Regions from separate parts of the Mus musculus genome. Here region 1 is linked to region 2. Evidence: chromatin contacts called from ENCODE Hi-C or POLR2A ChIA-PET data. All regions are on one chromosome and are shown on one strand. Each heading gives the region's core, a stretch centred on a gene start or an enhancer-like site at or near the end of the contact. The rest is flanking DNA. Distances are from core to core; before and after follow the strand shown. Region 1 holds the start of Tars2 (threonyl-tRNA synthetase 2, mitochondrial (putative)). Region 2 holds the start of Mcl1 (myeloid cell leukemia sequence 1).

The links. A loop is a pair of places that touch in the nucleus more often than their neighbours do. ChIA-PET counts read pairs that join two places held with the same protein, here RNA polymerase II (POLR2A).
Region 1: POLR2A ChIA-PET joins it to region 2 with 20 read pairs in Patski. The contact joins the promoter of Tars2 here to the promoter of Mcl1 in region 2. A Hi-C loop is called at or near these places in 1 of 37 maps with a recorded cell type or tissue (adrenal gland). POLR2A ChIA-PET finds 5 or more read pairs at or near these places in 4 of 5 experiments (Patski and embryonic stem cell).

What each region holds. Positions count from the first base shown.
Region 1 is chr3:95,751,398-95,756,256 of GRCm38, forward strand. Tars2 (threonyl-tRNA synthetase 2, mitochondrial (putative)) reads right to left here and starts at 3,580. Exons shown (of 18, transcript NM_027931.3): 1 at 3,361-3,580; 2 at 2,922-3,118; 3 at 1,610-1,733; 4 at 109-233. The coding sequence starts at 3,441.
Region 2 is chr3:95,656,161-95,661,506 of GRCm38, forward strand. It overlaps Mcl1 (myeloid cell leukemia sequence 1), which reads left to right and starts at 2,561. Exons shown (of 3, transcript NM_008562.3): 1 at 2,561-3,327; 2 at 3,601-3,848; 3 at 4,547-5,346. The coding sequence starts at 2,697. The coding sequence ends at 4,663.

The sequences.
Region 1 (4,859 bases), core at 2,330-4,829, 96 kb after region 2:
GGGATGGAAGTTCCTGTTTGGTGCCTAGAAGATCTCTTAGCTTCTCCTCTAAACCAAGACCCCAGAAACCACCCCAGAACCAGACTCCTTTTTTTTTGGACTGCTCACCGTTCTTTTCCCAGGAAGAAGTCATGGTAAAAGCCCGATTCTGTGCTTGGACCTCGGCAGAGAACAGCACCCAGTTGTTGCTCAGCCGCAGCCCCCAGAACATGGGCACTAGAGTGCCAGAACACCTGCATTCACAAGAGCTAGGTCTGAGCGCTTCAAGCTCCTGTGAAGTCCCAGCTCTAATGCTTTCCTCAGAGAGGCTGCTGGCAAAGCTGGGATGCTTGCATTACGACTGCCTGCTACAGAACCCACACCCTACATGTCTCAAAATGACTTGTAGAAATAGTAAAGAGTTGTTTTAAATGGGGGCTGGAGAGATGGACCAATGGTTAAGAACACTTGTTCTTGCAAAGGACCCAGTTTTGGTTCTGAGTACCTGAATCAGGTAGCTTACAACCACCTATAACTCTGATTTCCTGGGATCTGACACCCTCCTGCAGACTCTATAGACACCAGGCACGCATGTAATCACATAATACATGCATGCACACGCGCGCGCACACACACACACGTGTATATATATAGGTATTGTGCCTTCCTGCGCAGGTATGTGCACCACATGCATGCCTGCTGTCATGGGTTTCCTGGAATTGGAGTTTCAGACAGTTAGAAGCCGTCATGTGGGTGCTGGGAATTGAATCCTGGTTATTTAGAGGAACAGCTAGTGCTCTTAACTGCTGAGTCATCTCTCCAGCCCCAAATAAAAAACATTTAAAGAAAGCAGAGGGTCAGTATTGTTTCTTCTGCTACTGAGTGGAAGTGTGGGTCCACCCTACACATCCTCAGTGTTTCCTGGACCAGGAGGCCAGGTCGGTGGCCTTTGTTGCTCCTGTAAGCTTCAGGGCTTCGGTATATACTACGTATAAAACATGTGCTGGCTGGAGGGAAAGCTCTTGCTGGAGCCTGAACCTGGGCTACATAGCCAGACACTGTCCTAAAAATACAAAACAGAACAACAAAACCAACCCACAGTTCTTTAATACTGCTGTGTGTGTTGTTGCTACACACCGGGGCCCCACCCAGTAGCTGTCCTAGCAGTCTGTTTTGCTTAGTGCCATTATTTTCTGTTCCTGGGATCTGCTGGGATGGAACTATTCTTGGGTTGGTTCACTAGTCACATTTAGATGATAAATATATTTTTCTGAACTCTAATAACAAACAAAGTGGAAGGCCCTGGCTTTTGTGCTCCGTTATGGAACCCATGAGAACTAGGCAGACATCACGGATGACTTACACTGTGTGCACAAGAGGTTGAATAGGTTATCCTATTTCTCAGCCTTTTCTCCCCCTTTCACAAGCACACAAGGTATTTGCTTTATAGACCAATGCTAAATAAAAGCCTTCATGAAGACTTTCCAGGTTCCACAGGAATAATTAGTCTGTGATCAGTCTCCTCCCCACTTTTGAATTGAGAAAGTGAAGCAAAAGAACAATTACATTTTCCTGTTTAAAGATCACTCAGATAATTAGGCACTGTGCTCACCATATGGGAGAAACTTACCGCTTTGCCCTCTGGGGAATCAAATGTCAGAAATCTGAGGTGACAATCTGTCTCCAAGGGTCGGTCCAGATCGTAAAGTTCTCCATTTACTTCAGCAGCCACTGCAGTATCAGCCAGTGTTACACTGTAGCAGTAGGAGGGTAGTGGGAATGAAGACAGAGTTGTTACAATCCCCAGGGCAGGAGGCTGACTTTTCTCAGCAACTCTAATTTGCTGAGTGAAGTTTCCAGAGCAGTAAAGATCTGCTGTTTCTTTTCCCAATGTATCCACTACATTGGGAAGGGCAGAAATTCTGAAACTATAAAGACAAATCCTTATAAAAAAAAAGTCCTCATCCTACCCTCTATTTTAAAGACAGGTCTTGCTGTTTGGCCCAGGCTGGCCCTGAATTCTGAATCTTTGACCTCCACTTTCTGAATGCTAAGATTACAGGCCTGTAGCACTATGCTTGGCAAGAAGGACTATCTGAGCGTAGGGGTTCACACCTGCAATCTTAGCACATGGGAGACAGGGTTTCTCTGTGTATCCCTGGCTGTCCTGGAACTCACTTTGTAGACCAGGCTGGCCTCGAACTCAGAAATCCCCCTGCCTCTGCCTCTGCCTCTGCCTCCCAAGTGCTGGGACTAAAGTCGTGTGCCACCACGCCCAGCCTTTTTTTTTTTTTTTTTCTTTTAACAAGATGCTTTTCTGGGGGAGTAGGTGTGCATTCTTCCTCGGGAGTCAACAATCATGCCTTTAGAAGAGGGTCTTTCTTTGGCAAAGAGCATCGCCAGCAGGCTAGGTTGGCTGACCAGATTACACGCACATGTCACCACACCCTTTTTATTTTTAACCTGAAACTATTATTTCATTTATTTATGGGTGGGGCACACATGCTACAGTGTGTGTGTGTGTGTGGGGGGGGGGTCAGAGGACAATTTTTAGGAGTCAGTTTCCTTCCACAAATTCATATTTCAGGTCCTTATGCTTGTGTGGTAATCAATTAAATGACTGACTGACCCCCCCCCCCAACCCTAACCCCCTCCCTGCCCAAAGACTACACCTTTCTGATGGGAAACAAAGAAAAAGAAAAAATGTAGCGGGACAATGGTGGCGCATGCCTTTAATCCCAGCACTTGGGAGACAGAGGCAGGCGGATTTCTGAGTTTGAGGTCAGCCTGGTCTACAGAGTGAGTTCCAGGACAGCCAGGGCTACACAGAGAAACCCTGTCTCGAAAAACCAAAGAGAAACAAAAAGATGCTTTCATTTTCTGACCGGGTGCAGAAAAGGACAGAAAAATAATTCTTGTAGGTAGAAAGGCTGGCTTGATACCTGATCTGATGGGCCAGTTGGTAAGGGGTTGTGTTCCATGCAACAGCATCTACCTTCTGGCCTTCAGGAAGTGATATCTTAATAGCCCGGGCTTTCTTCTGTGTCATACTTGCTAACTTTTTCACGTGAGCGGTCCATAGCTCCTCAAAAAGGCCAAATCGTTCTGCCAACCAATGTGGAGGAGTTGGTGCAGAGGCCTGGAGGAAAAGGCACGTTAGGAGGTATCGCGGGCTTATTTCCACTACTCCGGAATGGGGTCGTAGGGGTTATGGGTGTTTAAGAAGCATTGGTTTTAAGGTGGAAACTGGGTGACACTAGGTCTTAATTTGGGGATTCAAAGGAACCGCACATTTCCGAGTGGGGCAGCAGGGTCCAGGAGGGGCTGGACAGCCTGCCCCCTTGGACTCCGCTGGGCTAAATGGTTGGGAGCTTGGCGTACCTCACGCACGGTGTGGAGCTCGCAGCGGCGGAACTCTGGGAGTGGGAACCCAAGCCGGCGCCACCTCAGACAGAGACCCATGCTGTCTCAAATCGGTACCTCCATGCTCCGATCACCGCTTCTTCCTCACCAGGCTCCTCATTGGCTTCTAAGTCAGTAATATCCTTTCCTATTGGATAACATAGCCGCCATTCCGGCCGGGCACCACCCCCAGGAACTCCGCTGAGGTAGAACCCACACAGCAGCAGCCGCTCTGGGAAAGGTTCCGGTTGACCGGAAAGTGGAAGCTGTTGCACACACCTGCAGTCTGGGTTCCCAAAGTGACAAGAAGGCATCCAACTTTGAGGACAGGGCATACCTCCTGGGGCAAGAATGAGAGAAAAACAGGAAGTGGAAGTTAGTCATTTTCCTTTAATTATAAAATTTATTAAACATTCTTAAAGCTGACAAGAAACAAGTACAGACACTGGAACTAAACATTTAGTGTAAATCCTGGATCTGGCATTAAGTAGTTTTTTTTTTTTTAAGTAAACTTTCTGTAATCTCGATTTTTTAATCTATAAAACAAGAATAAAAATATATGTTCCATTCTGAAGGTACATTTTGTGTAAATTGCTCATCTCGGTGCTTGGTATATGATAATTAGCACCAGCAGCAAGACACTGGTTTTGTTGTTGTTTTTGTTCTCTTTTTCCCCTAGGCTGTCCTGGAACTCACTCTGTAGACCAGGCTGGCCTAGCACTCAGAAATCCACCAGCCTCTGCCTCCCGAGTGCTGGGATAAAAGGCGTGCACGCCCACTGCCCGGCTTGCAAGACACTGTTATTACCACTGAATGTAACAACTCTAAGACTATCTTGGTGGTCATTCCTTTGCAGTCGTGGTGGAGGGACTTTAGAGACCTCTTAATGTCACAGATGTGGAATTTAATCAATCAATCATTATTGCGTGTGTGTGAAGAATCTTTGAAGGCGTGGGCGGCACAGTTTTGTAGGTCACATGCTACCTTTCTGTGGCCACTTCTGTCCTTTCACTTTACATGGGTCTTAGGGGTCAAAGTCACGTTGCCAGGCTTGGGCAGTAAGTACCTGTTATCTGCTGAGCCATCTTACAGGTCTCAGATGTGGAATTCAAAGATTACAGAAGGTAGTTTAAGGTAAAAAACATGCGTGCCGATGAATCTGCAGTGTGCACTCTTCCAGCATACCTTGTTCTTTCCATAGTTTATTTCCAATAGACTCCCTGACCATCTTAGAGACATCCAACATCTTGTTCTCTGTTCCTTACATAAGCCTTTGGTCTCTCATCAGCACCCCACCTTCATCTTTCTTTATTCTTTCTTTGATCTCTCTCCATTAAATCTCAGATGCAGGGCTAGACATATTAGCTTTACACAGTAAAAACAGAAACACGGTCAGATGTGTGGAGAAGCATAAAGGGAAATGAACTTATTAGCACCCTTATTAACTCAAGTAGTCCCTCACCTGGGGGTGGGGACAC
Region 2 (5,346 bases), core at 1,311-3,810:
AGATGGTTCAGGGGTCAAGCTAGCAGGCTGCTCTTCCAGAGAACCCAAGTTCAGTTTCCAGCACCTAAGCTAGCTGCCTCACAGGCCTCTGACTTCCAGATGCATCTGCACACATGCACATCATTTAAAGTGATTTTTTTTAAGTCCATGCTGAATCTGCAGCTGGTGTCCTGACTGTAAGAATGCAGCAGGCCGAGGCAGGAAGATGGCTTCCAATTGGGGACCAACCTGGGCAAACCTTTCTCTTCCATAAAGCTTTCCTATAGGTCATCAAACACAAATGAATTCTGCTGCTCGGTTACAACATGTCATTCATATATATATATATATATATATATATATATATATATATATATGTCTCCCATCTCAGATTGTGGTTACTTGTTTTGGGATTAAAAGTTCCTTACAGAAATATTTTAGTCACTACAACTGCAAAATGCTTCTCTCCATACTCCCTGCCACATCCTATAAACTAGGATTTTAGATCTTCTCCTACAAATAATCATATGGTTCCCTGTCTCCTTACTTACTGTAGTTTAATGTTTATCTATTTATATCAGGCAGTGGTGGTGCATGCCTTTAATTCTAATACTTGGGAGGCAGAAGCAGGCAGATCTCTGTGAGTTCAAGGCCAGCTTGGTCTACAGAACAAGTTCCAGAGCAGCTGGGGCTACACAGAGTAACCCTGTCTCTAAAAACTGAAACAAAAATGTATAGATTTAATGCATATGTGGATGTCAGGAACAGTGGTTAGGAGCCCGTTTCTTTCCCTTCCAGCACATGGGTTCCAGGGTTTGGCAGCAATTGTCTTTACTTGCTGGACCATCATCTATCTCCCCATGTCTTTTGTTTTGAGCCTCCCAAGTTCTGGAACTGAAGGTATGCAGCCAATTTACAGGGTTTTAAACCCAAGGTTTTATGTTAGGCAAGCATTCTCCAAGTAAGCCACATTTCCAGCTTGCCACTTACTTATCTATCTATCTATCTATCTATCTATCTATCTGGTTTGAGACAGGGTCTCAACCTTTTAACCCTGGCTGATGGGCGCTTCCTATGTAGACCAAGTGTCTTAGTTTGGGTCTCTGTTGCTATGGCAAAGCACCACAACCAAAAGCAGCTTGGGAGAAAAGGGTTCATTGGGCTTAGCTTGCTTCCACATTACTGTTCATCACTGAAGGACATCAGGACAGGAACTCAAACGGGGCAGGAACCTAGAGGCAGAGGCCATGGGCAGGAGCTGCTAACTGGCTTGTTTCCCATGGCTTGCTCAGCCTGTTTTCTTACAGAACCCAGGACCGCCAGTCCATGGAATTCCAGCTTGTGTCAAGTTGATATTAAGTCTAACCAGTCCACCAAAGATCTTCACCGTTTTATATGGTGCTGGGGATCAACCCAGGACTTCTACAAGGGTAGGCAAATTCTCTACCAACTGAGTTACTCCCGTAACCATCCTTTGTTCATTTTAGACAGCAGGCTCATCATGTAGCCAAAAATGAGTTTTAAATTGAGTCTCTTGCCTCTGCCTCCCCAGGCCTGGGCAAGCTCTTCTGCCAATTGAGCTATAGGCCTAGCCACCATAAATGGCTCATATTTTAGACTTTTACTGTTTGGGGATAGGGTAGGGAGCTAGGCTCTTCTGGCAGCCAGAGGTCAACTCTGGAAAGTGGTCTCACTCCTTCATTGTTAGGTGGGTTCTGTGTATTGAACTCAGGTCTTTAGGGCTGGGTTTCAGGAGCCTTTCACCAGTTGAATCTTTCACAGGCTCCACATAAATAACCCCTTAATAGCTGTCCATGAAAAGTCATTTTGGCCAGGCAGTGTGGGGCACGCCTTTAATTCCAGCACTCGGGAGGCAGAGGCAGGAGGATTTCTGAGTTTGAGGCCAGCCTGATCTACAGAGTGAGTTCCAGTGCAGCCAGGGCTACACAGAGAAACCCTGTCTCGAAAAACAAAAAAACAAAAACAAAAAACAAAAAACAAAAAAAACCGGAACGGAAAGTCATTTTGGAACACAGGGAGTGAGGGCTCACAGTAGAAAAATGACAGAGCAGGACTCCCCCTAACTTTTAAGCAAATCAATGGTTAATATTCCTTTGTGTATGAGACTGGAGATGCCCTCCCTGGTTTGCTCTTCCAGGGTTTAACTCCCAGCACCCACCTGGAGGCAGGCACACAACCACAAATACACACAAACAAAAAAGTGTTTAAGACTGGTATGTTATAAAAACACAGCAGGTAGTGCAACGAGAAAGGCTAAGGCAGGACTGCCTAACGTTAGGACCAGCCTGGGCTATGCAGAGTTCCAGGGCAGCTTGAAATTCAAAAACCGACACAGATCAGCAGGCGTTCCCGAGCAGGAACCATTCCCCGGGAAGCCAAGCACTTGGCCAGCCGGGCTGAGAGTTGTACCGGACAAAAAAGCACAATCCGTCCGCGAGCCAAGGCCAGGTACCGCGCTCCGCCAACCGTAGCCGCGGAAGCCGCGAGAGCGCTCCGGCCGGAAGAGGCGCGGAGTGGCCGGGCCAGCCCTCCGGAAACGCCCGCCCCTTTCCCCTTTTACGGGAAGTCCTCGCCTGCGTCAGCACGGCCCTAAGGCGGCGGCAGGGAACGGCCTTCCTCACTCCTGACTTCCGCCTGCCTCCGGTCTGGAGTCGCGGCCTTCCCCGCTCCTTCCCCTCAGCCTGCGGCGTCCGACCATGTTTGGCCTGCGGAGAAACGCGGTCATCGGCTTGAACCTGTACTGCGGCGGCGCCAGCCTCGGCGCGGGCGGCGGTTCTCCGGCAGGGGCGCGCCTGGTGGCCGAGGAGGCCAAGGCGCGGCGCGAGGGGGGAGGGGAGGCCGCCCTGCTGCCCGGCGCGCGGGTGGTCGCCCGGCCGCCGCCCGTGGGCGCCGAGGACCCCGACGTCACCGCGTCGGCCGAAAGGCGGCTGCATAAGTCGCCCGGCCTCCTCGCCGTGCCGCCCGAGGAGATGGCCGCGTCGGCCGCCGCCGCCATCGTGTCTCCGGAGGAGGAACTGGACGGCTGCGAGCCGGAGGCCATCGGCAAGCGCCCGGCCGTGCTGCCCCTCCTGGAGCGCGTGAGCGAGGCGGCCAAGAGCTCCGGGGCCGACGGCTCTCTGCCCTCCACGCCGCCGCCGCCCGAGGAGGAAGAGGACGACCTATACCGCCAGTCGCTGGAGATCATCTCGCGCTACTTGCGGGAGCAGGCGACCGGCTCCAAGGACTCGAAGCCTCTGGGCGAGGCGGGCGCGGCGGGCCGGAGAGCGCTGGAGACCCTGCGGCGCGTGGGCGACGGCGTGCAGCGCAACCACGAGACGGCCTTCCAGGGTAAGCGGCGCCCGGGCCGGGCCGGGCCGTGCGGGAAGAGGGAAGAGCCGGAGCCTGGCTCTGCAACCAGAATTTTCTGGCTGTGAGTCATTGTTTCCGCCCATCTGGCTGTTGGGTTCAAAGACCGGAAAGGGTGGGATGTCACTGTCGGCGTGGGGTCTGCCTGACTGCTCTAGAGCCGGGAGAGCACGGTCCCCTCGTCGTGGGTGGGCAGAAGGGTAGTGCCCCGCTGCAGACAAAGGAGGCCATGAGGTTTCTTGCTTTTCTTCTCAGGCATGCTCCGGAAACTGGACATTAAAAACGAAGGCGATGTTAAATCTTTTTCTCGAGTAATGGTCCATGTTTTCAAAGATGGCGTAACAAACTGGGGCAGGATTGTGACTCTTATTTCTTTCGGTGCCTTTGTGGCCAAACACTTAAAGAGCGTAAACCAAGAAAGCTTCATCGAACCATTAGCAGAAACTATCACAGATGTTCTTGTAAGGACGAAACGGGACTGGCTTGTCAAACAAAGAGGCTGGGTAAGTTCGTCTTGTGATATAAAGGGACCGTGGAGTGGAAATGGGGTGCAGGATTTTGTGAAGGAGAAGGCACCTAGAGGGTTTTTACAAAGTTTCTCTCCGGTTTCAGATTTAATTTATGTATCTCTTGTTGCATGATGTTGGTCGTTGTAGGTGGTAGGTCCAGAGAAAAACTCATTATGACGGTCTTGAATTGTACCAAAAGGTCTTGTATTCTGTAGGTTGTACTTCTAATTCAGTTGGATAATCTTCAGAGCAGTGGATTCAAACCGTGAAGAAGTAAGAGTCACCTGTGATGACTAAATTACATCCCCCTCATTTTAATCAAATGGATAAGGGGTAGAGCCTGCATTTTAGAAGTTAATACCCAAATACACCAGCTCTGGTGTAAGGTGCACTCATTCTCATTAGGAAATACCCATGGGAGAAATACTACATGGGGATGGATCCAAAGAGTGGTTGGTTATGGGCCCTGCTCAGTCTGTGCAAAAATAATTGAGGTGCAATACAACTGCTGTAAGGTAACTGTTGTGTGGTTACTCACTGGAAAGAACTCCAGAAGTGTCTCTTGCATCCCAGAAGTAGGTAATTGGTTCACCATTGTTTGGGGGATATTTTAATTCACCGTTTCTCTGTATGTAGTGTTACAACAGCAGAAACCCATACTTGAAAATGTGCTTTTCTTTTTTGTTTTCTAGGATGGGTTTGTGGAGTTCTTCCACGTACAGGACCTAGAAGGCGGCATCAGAAATGTGCTGCTGGCTTTTGCGGGTGTTGCTGGAGTAGGGGCTGGTCTGGCATATCTAATAAGATAGCCTTGTGAGTGCAATAGGGGACTCTTAAAGCTCCAGCCACCAAACTACATGCATCTGTGAAAACATGTGTATTTATGAAGGTGGACTTGAAGCTGCCCAGGATTTTAACAGTCCAGTTCTACTGTAGCAACATAGCAAAAAGAAAGTGGCTACAGGATTGTGGCTAACAAGAATAAATACATGGGAAAAGTGCTCCCCCTGGAAGAGTCACTGTCTGAATGAAGCAAAGTTCCCTCTCAGCAAACACTGAGAGGCCATGGAGAAGGACTTCTAGAATGAATGAAAGGGGTGGATGGAAAGGTTTGATTTCCTATCTAGAGATGGAAGAGGGGCCAGTCATCAGGCTAGTCACAAAGCTCAATAAATATCCATTACTCTGCTCAGAGTGTTGAGAGAGAAGCCCTAATTAACAACGTTGGTGACTTGTGTAAAATGGATTTGTAACCTACAAGTCACCAAACGATGACTAGAAGCTGCAGTGCTGTACAGGAATGTGAAGGGAGGCCTCTGAGCAGTCCAGGGTGTGCTTGACAAAGTCCCAAGTGCTCAGGACTTTTAGCCCTGTCTACTTTGGCTTGGTTTGGATGATTCTTAAGTTTATTAGCCTAGTGATGGCCAAAAAGTACTTGACTTAAGGTTCACTAATTAGTTACAAAACTGAACAGCCTCGATTTTTAAGAAAA